2 separate regions of the Homo sapiens genome follow, and region 1 is linked to region 2. A link is an interaction called in ENCODE POLR2A ChIA-PET data of the cell type or tissue named here. Cell type or tissue: OCI-LY7. All regions are shown on one strand. Region 1 overlaps TMEM163 (transmembrane protein 163). Region 2 overlaps NCKAP5 (NCK associated protein 5).

Region 1 (5,000 bases), 1.7 Mb before region 2:
ACACATTCAAACCATAGCAAAGTGAAACCTTTCCTCAGAGCTGCCTTTCATTTCTGAACTATCAGGAAATACTACTTCTGTCTCCTCCAACCCCTCTTTTAACTGAGCAATATACTGAGCTCTTCAGCAATGCCACGGGGCATGCACACTTAGACTGTGCAGCTAATGAGGATCCAATTGGGGTGTGTCTAATGGCCTGGTTTCTCTTGCTTCTCTCTGCCATGGACTGACTCCATGGTGGATGTCATGTGGCTGATTTCAGAAGCTGGCCATGGGTTACCAGTGGGCACATTTAGAAGATGAGGCAAATCTGTACCTCCTACAGGGGGACACCTTAAAGCATGCACTGCTGATTTTTGGATAAGGAAAGGAATTGTTTTTGTTCAAAAAAAGTTTCCTTTCAAAGTGATCTCTGAGCTTCTACCTATGACACTCTTGATTTACCTTTTTCTTATGCCTGTATCCAGTCCATTTGTGAGTTCTGTTAGTAATCATCCAAAATATGCCTCGAATCTGCCCCCTCTCCCTCTCTGCTGCTTTGGGCCTCTGTTATATCTTGCCTTCCTGATTGCAGAGGCCTCCTACATGCCCTGCATCCAGGGCCCTTCAAGCTGGCTTATGCTCCTTCTCATAACAGGCAGCATCATATTTTTTTAGTTAGAAATTAATCTTCCCACTCTCTTAAAAACCCTCTGGTGTTTCTCCATTGCACTTGAACAAAAATCTAAACTCTCCACCATGGCATCTGGGTGCTGAATGGTCTGCCCCCCACCTACCTCCCCACCTCATAGGAGCACTTGCTGACTTATTCCCCTCCAGCCATAGCTGCCTTCCATGATCCCCGCTCATGTCCAGATCTGGGCAAGGCTGGCTCCTTCCCTCATTCAGGTCAAATCACCCTGTTTCACTTTCTTCATGAACTAAATAAACATTGTATGAAGTAATTTTCTTGTCTTTGTTGACCTTTTTTTTTCCCTCAGAGATGGGGTCTTGCTCTGTTGCCCAGGCTGTAGTGCAGTATAGTGGTTGTAGCTCACTGCAGCCTCAAACTCCTGAGCTCAAGGGACCCTCCCTCTTCAGCCTCCTTGGGACTACAGGCTCACACCACCACCCCCAGCTGATTTTTAAATTTTTCGTAGAGATGGGGTTAATCTCTCTTTGTTGCCCAGGCTGGTCTCAGACTCCTGGCCTCAAGTGAGCTGTGCCTGGCCCTTTGTTGACTTTTAAAATATTTGTCTGCCTTCACTTGAATGTAAGCTCCCTGAGGACAGGGCAAGGACTTGTCTTTCTCTTTCATCATGGCATCTGCAGAGCCTAGAACAAACAGTAGGCACTTGGTGAATATGTGTGGAGTGGGGAAGCTAACGTGCCAGCAGGAGATGGTACATCCCAGTGAGGAGCAAGGAGGTCCCTGCCATCCACACTTGCTCATGAGGGGACCTGGGCAGTGGCACACCCAGAGCCACTGCAGTCATTCTGTGCCTTAGCCTGAGGGGCCCCTCTACGGTCTGTGCTAAGCATGGGGAAAGCAGGAAACCCTGAGTCTTCTTGGACTCTCAGACTTTAAACCCTGTTTTCCTAATTCTTTTTGAAGTACAGTTGTGTGCTGCATAATGATGTTTGGGTCCACTGCATACATGACAGTGGTCCTATAGATTAAAATGGAGCTGGAAAACTTCTCTTGCTTAGTGACATTGTAAGGTCGAATTGCAACACATTACCTTTCCTATGTTTAGATGTGTTTAGATACACAAATACCATTGTGTTACAGTTGCCTATAGTATTCAGTCTAGTAACATGCTGTAGGTTTGTAGCCTAGGAGCAGTAGGCCATACCACATAGTCTAGGTATGCAGTACGCTATCCCATCTAGGTCTGTGTAAGTACACTCGGCGATGTTTGCACAATGATAGAACCACCTCATGATGCGTTTCTCAGAATGTAGCCCTGTTGTTAAGAGACACATGACTGTATTTGAGTTCTTTTGCAAAGCAGATGCTTCATAAAAAATTATGTTTCAGGCTGGGTGCTGTGGCTTATGCCTGTAATTCCAGCACTTTGAGAGGCTGAGGAGGGCGGATCACGAGGTCAGGTGATCAAGACCATCCTGGCTAACACGGTGAAATCCCATGTCTACTAAAAATATACAAAATTAGCCAGGCATTGTGGCGGGCGCCTGTAGTCCCAGCTACTTAGGAGGCTGAGGCAGAAGAATGGCTTGAACCCGGGAGGCAGAGGTTGCAGTGAGCCAAGATTGTACCAATGCACTCCAGCCTGGGCGACAGAGTGAGACTCGGTCTCAAAAAATATATATATATATATTTCAGAGAAAAATAAGTGATGTTTATGTTACCTATTGTTTTGGAATATGCATTCCGCTTTTTCTCCATGAGTGTGACAACTGGGGCATAGGCTCTGCTTTGCTCATACCAATACTCAGAACAACACCAGGATCTGTCCTCCAAAAACTCATGAAAAATATTTAATTTTTCATATTATACATTGACCGCCTTTCTACGTAGTGCTGGTGGGAGAGTTTGTCATTTAAACAAAACCTCACAAAGGCCTTTCATGTCGCTTTTGTTCTCTAAAACAAGTAGAATCCTGAATTCAGAGCTAGGTTTTTGTGACCTTTGAGCTGTTAAATCGGAACAGTGAATGTTACTAAATTTTTCCTAGCTGCATTCTTTCTGCAAGTTCTGCTGCCTTTCGGGATGTTGCTTCATGTTCTCATAGGCTTTTGCCTATGCATAGTAGGAGGTTTCTGAAGTCTATAGGAATCCGCAAGTGGATCACTCTGACCAGCCTGACAATCAATAAAAGTAACAATAAAATAGTCGATACTCATTTCTTCCTGTTATGGCTATTTGTTTCTAAAGCAAATGTTTATTTATTTGTCTTTTTTTTCAACTTTTAAGTTCAGGGGGTATGTGTATCAGTTTGTTACATGGGTAAGTTGCATGTTGCTGAGGTTTAGTATACAAGTGATCCCATCACCCAGGTAATGAGCATAGTACCCAGTAGGTAGTTTTTCAGCCCTCACCTTCCTCCCGCCCACGCCCTCTAGTGGCCTCCAGTGTCTGTTGTTCCCATCTTTTTTATTTTTTATTTTTGAGATGGAGTTTCACTCTTGTTGCCTAGGCTGGAGTGCAATGGCGCGATCTTGGCTCACTGCAACCTCCGCCTCCCAGATATAGGCGATTCTCCTGTCTCAGCCTCCTAAGTAGCTCGGATTACAGGCATGCGCCACCACGCCCAACTAATTTTTTTGTATTTAGTAGAGATGGGGTTTCACCATGTTAGTCAGGCTGGTCATGAATTCCTGACCTCAGGTGATCCATCTGCCTCTGCCTCCCAAAGTGTTGGGATTACAGGCATGCGCCACCATGCCCAGCCTGTTGTTCCCATCTTTATGTTCATAAGTACTCAATGTTTAGCTCCCACTTATAAGTGAGAACATGTGGTGTTTGGTTTTCTGTTCCTGGGTTACTTTATTTAGAATAATGGTCTCTAGCTTTATGCATGTTGCTGTAAAGGAGGTGATTTTCTTCTTTTCTATGGCTGTGTGGTACTTCATGGTATATACACAACTTGCCAAGACTGAGTCAGGAAAAAATTGAAATCCTGAACAGACCAATATTGAGTTCTGAAATTGAATCAGTAATAAAAAACCTACCAACCAAAAAGAGCTCTGGACCAGATGGATTCACAGCTGAATTCTACCAGATGTACAAAGAAGAGCTTGTACCAATCCTACTAACTAAAAGTATTCCGAAAAATTGAGGAGGAAGGACTTCTCCCTAACTCATTCTGTGAAACCAGCATCACTGATATAAAATCTGGCAAAGACACAACAAAAAAAGTTCTTACAGGCCAATATCCCTTATTAACATAGATGCAAAAATCCTCAACAAAATACTAGGAAATTGAATCCAGCAGCACATCAAGAAGTTAATTCACCATGATCAAGTAGGCTTCATTCCTGGGATACAGGGCTGGTTCAAAACATGCAAATCAATAAATATGATTTACCACATAAGCAGAATTAAAAACAAAAACCATACGATCATCTCAGTAGACAAAGTAAAAGCGTTTTATAAAATTCAACATCCCTTCATGATAAAAACCCTCAACAAACAAGGCACTGAAGGGATATATCTCAAAATAATAAGAGCCATCTATGACATACCCACAGCCAAAGTCATACTGAGTGGGCAAAGGCTACAACCATTCCCCTTGAGAACTGGAACAAGACAAGGATGTCTAGTCTCACCACTCCTATTCAACATAGCATTCGATGACCTTGCCAGAGCAGTCAGTCAAGAGAAAGAAATAGAAGGCGGGGGGAGGAGCCAAGATGGCCGAATAGGAACAGCTCCGGTCTACAGCTCCCAGCGTGAGCGACGCAGAAGACGGGTGATTTCTGCATTTCCATCTGAGGTACCGGGTTTCTCTCACTAGGGAGTGCCAGACAGTGGGCGCAGGCCAGTGGGTGCGTGCACCGTGCGCGAGCCGAAGCAGGGCAAGGCATTGCCTCACCTGGGAAGCGCGAGGGGTCAGGGAGTTCCCTTTCCGAGTCAAAGAAAGGGGTGACGGACGCACCTGGAAAATCGGGTCACTCCCACCCGAATATTGCGCTTTTCAGACCGGCTTAAAAAGCGGCGAACCATGAGATTATATCCCACACCTGGCTCGGAGGGTCCTACGCCCACGGAGTCTCGCTGATTTCTAGTACAGCAGTCTGAGATCAAACTGCAAGGCGGCAGCGAGGCTGGGGGAGGGGCGCCCGTCATTGCCCAGGCTTGCTTAGGTAAACAAAGCAGCCAGGAAGCTCGAACTGGGTGGAGCCCACCACAGCTCAAGGAGGCCTGCCTGCCTCTGTAGGCTCCACCTCTGGGGGCAGGGCACAGACAAAGGAAAAGACAGCAGTAACCTCTGCAGACTTAAGTGTCCCTGTCTGACAGCTTTGAAGAGAGCAGTGGTTCTCCCAGCACACAGCTG
Region 2 (5,000 bases):
TTAGATACATTTATGGCATGCAGAGTGATGTTATGATTGATAATACAACATGTAATAATTACATCAAGCTAGTTAACATATCCATCACCTCATACTTAACATTTTTTGTGGTGAGAACATTTGAAATGGACTCTTAGCAATTTTGAGATGTGTAATACTCTATTATCAACAGATTTTGTACCCTTTGACCACCCTGTCTGCATTCTCACACCCCCATAGCCTCTGTAACCAACATTCTACTCTCTGCTTTCATTGATCTTATTTATGTGGCCAACAAACATTTGAAAAAAAGCTCACCATCACTGATCATTAGAGAAACGCAAATCAAAACCACAATGAGATGTCAATTCAAGCCAGTTAGAATGTTGATCATTAAAAAGTCAGGAAACAACAGATGCTGGCAAGGATGTGGAGAAATAGGAATACCTTTACACTGTTTTTGGGAGTGTAAATTAGTTCAATCATTGTGGAAGACAGTGTGGCGATTCCTCAAGGATCTAGAAGCAGAAATACCATTTGACCCAGCAATCTCATTACTGGATATATACCCAAAGGATTATAAATCATGCTACTATAAAGACACATGCACATGTATGTTTACTACAGCACTATTTACAATAGTAAAGACTTGGAACCAACCCAAATGCCCATCAATGATAAACTGGATAAAGAAAATGTGGCACATATACACCATAGAATACTATGCAGCCATAAAAAAGAATGAATTCATGTCCTTTCAGAGATGGATGAAGCTGATCTTAACCACCTTGTAATCTAACCTTTCTGCGCCCCTGCCTCCTCTTAAGTAGAACTTTCCCTGGGTCTTCAGACTTAGATCCAGAGGCCCTTCCCACATGTGCCCAGTGCCACAAGCTTTGAAGCCTGGGGAAAGGTCATCATCCAAAGTGCTCTTCAGTGGCTTCATGCCACCTTTGAGGGCTCCCCTGACATGGCCACGGATATGTCCAAGTTTGGCTTTGTCTCCTTGCCAGTGAGAGGAACGGGCTATTTTCTTTCCCTTTCTAATTGGCTTTAAGTTCTTACCTTGTTCTTCTTACTTTTATCCTCTCCTATCTTAAGACAATGTAAAAGAAATTAAGGCAACGTGCCAGTGGTATTCTGAATAGAAATTCATAATTGTTTCCTTCTAATCTTTAGATTCTATGACAGTTTGCTGACAGGTAACACCAGACATCCCTGTCTTAAAGTATCTGGCATTTATCTTTCTCTTGATTGTTTTACATCCAACTGTGGGTCACCTAGCAACATCACTAAGCTAGGATTTGAGACAAAAACTATTCTTTGGTAAAGGGGCTTGAAGTTTTTAGAAAAATTCCATTCTATGTCATTATGTAACTTTGTACTAGCAGTTTTCTGATTATAAAAGTAGTAAATAGTCACATTACAGAAAATTGGAAAAATCATAAGAAAATAATTGTAATTACACTAATCAGAAATGGCTGGAATTGGCATTTCAGCATATATATTTCTAGTCTTTTTGTTATTATTGTACCTAATCAAATTAGGATATATGAAATATCACTGTATACAGTTAAGTAGCCTGTTTCTCCACATTATTCAATACTTTTCAAAAATATGATGCAGTGGCTATGTAGAAATTTATTCAATGGATACTGAGTGCCATTTATTTAATCCTCACTGTTGGCTGCTTACCTTGTTCACAGTATTTCAATATTATAATGTTCTTATGAGCATCCTGGTGCCTAAGTCTTTATACATACATATTGTGATAGAATATTTAAAGCATACCATTATCTTTTAAAGCAGTCATGTCCATAGACAGTTAGATTTCTTATTTAAGAACCAAAATCAAGAATCCCAGAAATGAAGCTGATGGAGGCAGCACAGTTAGGCAAAGAGCACCCAACCCACATGCTCCAAGGGGCCACCATTGTCACTCAGTATAGGATACAATATTGAGAGGGTCCGTGGGCTGCTGAAACAATTTCAAAGACCTAAAATCTTGGGAAAACTTTATACTGTGGGAAATCTTAGTATTCCTTCAAGGTATTCTATTTGTGATTACTCTTTCAGTTGCAAGTCATAGAGACACTACTCAAACTGACTTAACTAAAAGGAAGGATGGCTATATAACTGGACAATCAGCTGTAACAAGACATGGATGAATGCAAGGGTTCAGACAATGTCAGAAAGCTTTCTCCAACTCTCAGTTCTGCTTTCATTTGAGCTAGTTCCTCTCTCAGGCAGGCCTTTTCTATGTGATGGCACCAAATCAGCAGCACCGTGAAAAGGCCATGTCTCTTTCCTAGTCATCCCATCAAAGCTCCTACAGTCCAGAGAGAGGGATCTCATTGGCTTGACTTCAGTTGTAGGCCCACCTCTTGGCCTCTGGAGGGTGGAGCATTTCAACCAGCAGTTCCATCAATTCCATCAAAGATTTGGCAAAATTCTTGTGTTTTAGTTATTTAAATGTCAGAATTACTTTAATACCACCCAGAAAGAATGTTACTGCTTATTTTTTTTTTCCCCTTCTGTGGCATATTATCTTTCTTTTTCTCTTCTCTCTCTCTCTCTCTGTCTGCCTGTCTGTCTTCTCTCTAGCACACCTTCCTCTCCCTCCTTTGGCATTTCTAGGCCTGGCCTCCTGCTGGATGCTGGAATTACAAAGAGATACAGAGCATCTTTTCTGCCCTTGAGATACTCACATTGTTGGAAAGAAGACAAAAATATAATAATTAAAAATATACTAATTAATTAAGGTAATAAAAATAAAGCACATTAAAATTTTAGAAAAATGTAAGGTGTGTACAAGGCTCAGTGGAGCACCAAGACAGAAGTATCTAACTGAATTAGTTTTGGAGGAAGCAAAGAGATAAAGAAGTTGCACTTGAACTGTGAGTCTTTGAGGCTTTATGCCAGTTCTCCAGGCAAAGATGGTAAAATGAAGAGCAGAGGGAATTGCCTAGACAAAAGCAGAAAAGCCTGAAACAGCCTCAAGGAGCCCTCAGAACATGGGCCTGTCAAGGGCCAGGGCACCTATGGCCAGAGATGAGGCCAAGTGGCTCGGCCTGTTTATATGTGCAAGTGCCATTTATTTAATCCTCACTGTTGGTTACTTAGCTTGTTCACACTCTTTGGATAGATAGGTAGTACATGGAACTACCTATCTATCCAACACATCAGTATGAAGAGCTAACAACATCTATGTTTAAAACTCATGCAGTTGCCTCAGCAAGCCTCTAATCAGTTTAGAGGTGTTCTTAACTAATAGCCCCTTCACTTTCCACAGTGAAGCTCCTCGTGGTGCTTCAATCCATCTGTAGAGCATCAAATCACATGCCCAAACAAACACGCCAAGTGGCGCTGCAAACCATCCTGAGCTATGGAGAGAATATTTATGACTTTAAAGTGAATGCCCCCAGTGACTTCAGAAGAAACGCCTTTGGAGTGTAGAAAAATACGTGCATTCCATAAATTGAAGTTCTACCATCATCAAAAGCCTTTGATCAGTGCTCGTTTTCTTGTGGCCTGTCTCTCACTATTGATGTGAGGAAGCTGAACTTGTCTGCAATTTAGGTTTCTCAGTAATAGGCAGCCGAAGATTCCTCTTACCTTGGGTTTTATTAGCATCTCCATTGCTGTTTTACAGCAGCCCTTTTGGCCTTCCAACTCCTGGAAGCTTGTTCAATCAAGACATAACCTTTTATCAGTTATGACCAACTGCTGAGAGAAAGAAAAAAACATTCTTAGTGTGAGGTAAGCCAAGGAGTGGGGGGGGTCTGTGACTGCCCTGCATTGCCAGGGCCAGATTTAGGTAGAAGCTTATTAGAAATACCTTAGATGATAGAAAAAGCCAATATGTCAAGAATTAATCTGCATAAATATGTTACTTTGCATGGCTCAGATTTGTGTGGGAGCTTCTAAGAAAACCCCAGATCTCAGAGAAGGCCAATGCATCAAGGACTAATCTCCATAAATATTCTAAGAGCTATCAAAGAAGAAAAATGAACTATAGGGGCAACATTAAATGTTCCCAGAGATAATTAGAACAAAGTGTTGTTAATTGTGTGTTGGTTTAATGTTATGTAGCCATGGCCTTGTTTTTTTTCACAGAGCATAAATTTTGATGTCAGAAACTGAAAGCTGGCTGGCTTGATTCATCTAAAGGATTCAGTTTGCTTAGTTATAGCCAATTAAGCATTTTAATCCTTACTCTACAAAGTAAGTTAAAGCCTAGTATATCATGAGTAGAAGTGGAAAACAAAACCCCAAATCTTGTTTGTTTGTTTTTTTGTTTAGTGAGTCCCTGGGTTGTTTTAGATGTGATGCTTCAAAGTAACTTACTGAAGTGTCATGAATAAAAATTACACAAGTTGTGATTCAAAAAGCAGTATGATTGATGAGCAGTCCCCAGAACAGAACCACAGCATTCTATTAACTCTAATAGTTTGCCAGGAGAAAATGTTACATAGCCTTGGGGGAAAAATTGTGGCTCTAGAATGGGGTCCAGAAAAATGCCCTTGTTATATAGGTATTGGCTTGACTTGCTGAGTCAGGAACACGATCACCCTGAAACTATGAAATGCTGTAAAATATCCACGTAGTCTGATTTCTGATAGCAACCTTTTGAGGGTGATCTAATTCATTAGCATTCAAATGAGCTCCAACCCTAGAGCCTCACTACAAAGGGAGTGGGAAATATGCAGTTTTACTTTATAACCAAAGCAGTGTGACCCAAGTCCGATAAAGGACCAGAGATTTAAGATGTGGATGTGGGAGGAGAGATTATAAACACCAGCTGTCATGGTGTAAGAGTCTCTACAGTCTTAGTTTTGGTAATTACTCCTGTTTCAGAAATATCTGAAATACATCTTTAATTTATGAATTGAACTTTCTAGATTTAAACATCCTTGGCTGCTTAATAGCATTTTTGCCTTTGGAATTGGAACGCCTTAGTTACAGCACACCCAGGGCAGGCTCAGCCTCCCTTTCAGAGTCAGTAAGTGCTGCTGCTCAGC

What was found. ChIA-PET counts read pairs that join two places held together with the same protein. Peaks named below come from ENCODE experiments on the same cell type or tissue, not always from the same donor. Only the 100,000 strongest peaks of a DNase experiment are listed, where the experiment ranks them.
Region 1: POLR2A ChIA-PET joins it to region 2 with 5 read pairs; 1 of 35 experiments calls an interaction of 5 or more read pairs at or near these places.

What each region holds. Positions count from the first base shown.
Region 1 is chr2:134,655,916-134,660,915 of GRCh38, reverse strand. All of the region lies in intron 2 of TMEM163 (transmembrane protein 163), which reads left to right. Among named protein-coding and RNA genes, the nearest start is that of TMEM163, 61 kb to the left of the region's middle. In OCI-LY7, CTCF peaks have their summits at 2,849 and 3,063 (motif pointing left); a DNase peak (open chromatin) is centred at 3,045.
Region 2 is chr2:132,951,211-132,956,210 of GRCh38, reverse strand. All of the region lies in intron 8 of NCKAP5 (NCK associated protein 5), which reads left to right. It overlaps LOC112268439 (a long non-coding RNA gene), which reads right to left. Exons shown (of 2, transcript XR_002959479.2): 2 at 3,624-3,705. Among named protein-coding and RNA genes, the nearest start is that of NCKAP5-AS1, 38 kb to the right of the region's middle. RefSeq lists an enhancer at 1-60. In OCI-LY7, no CTCF peak of the experiment used is centred here; a DNase peak (open chromatin) is centred at 2,180.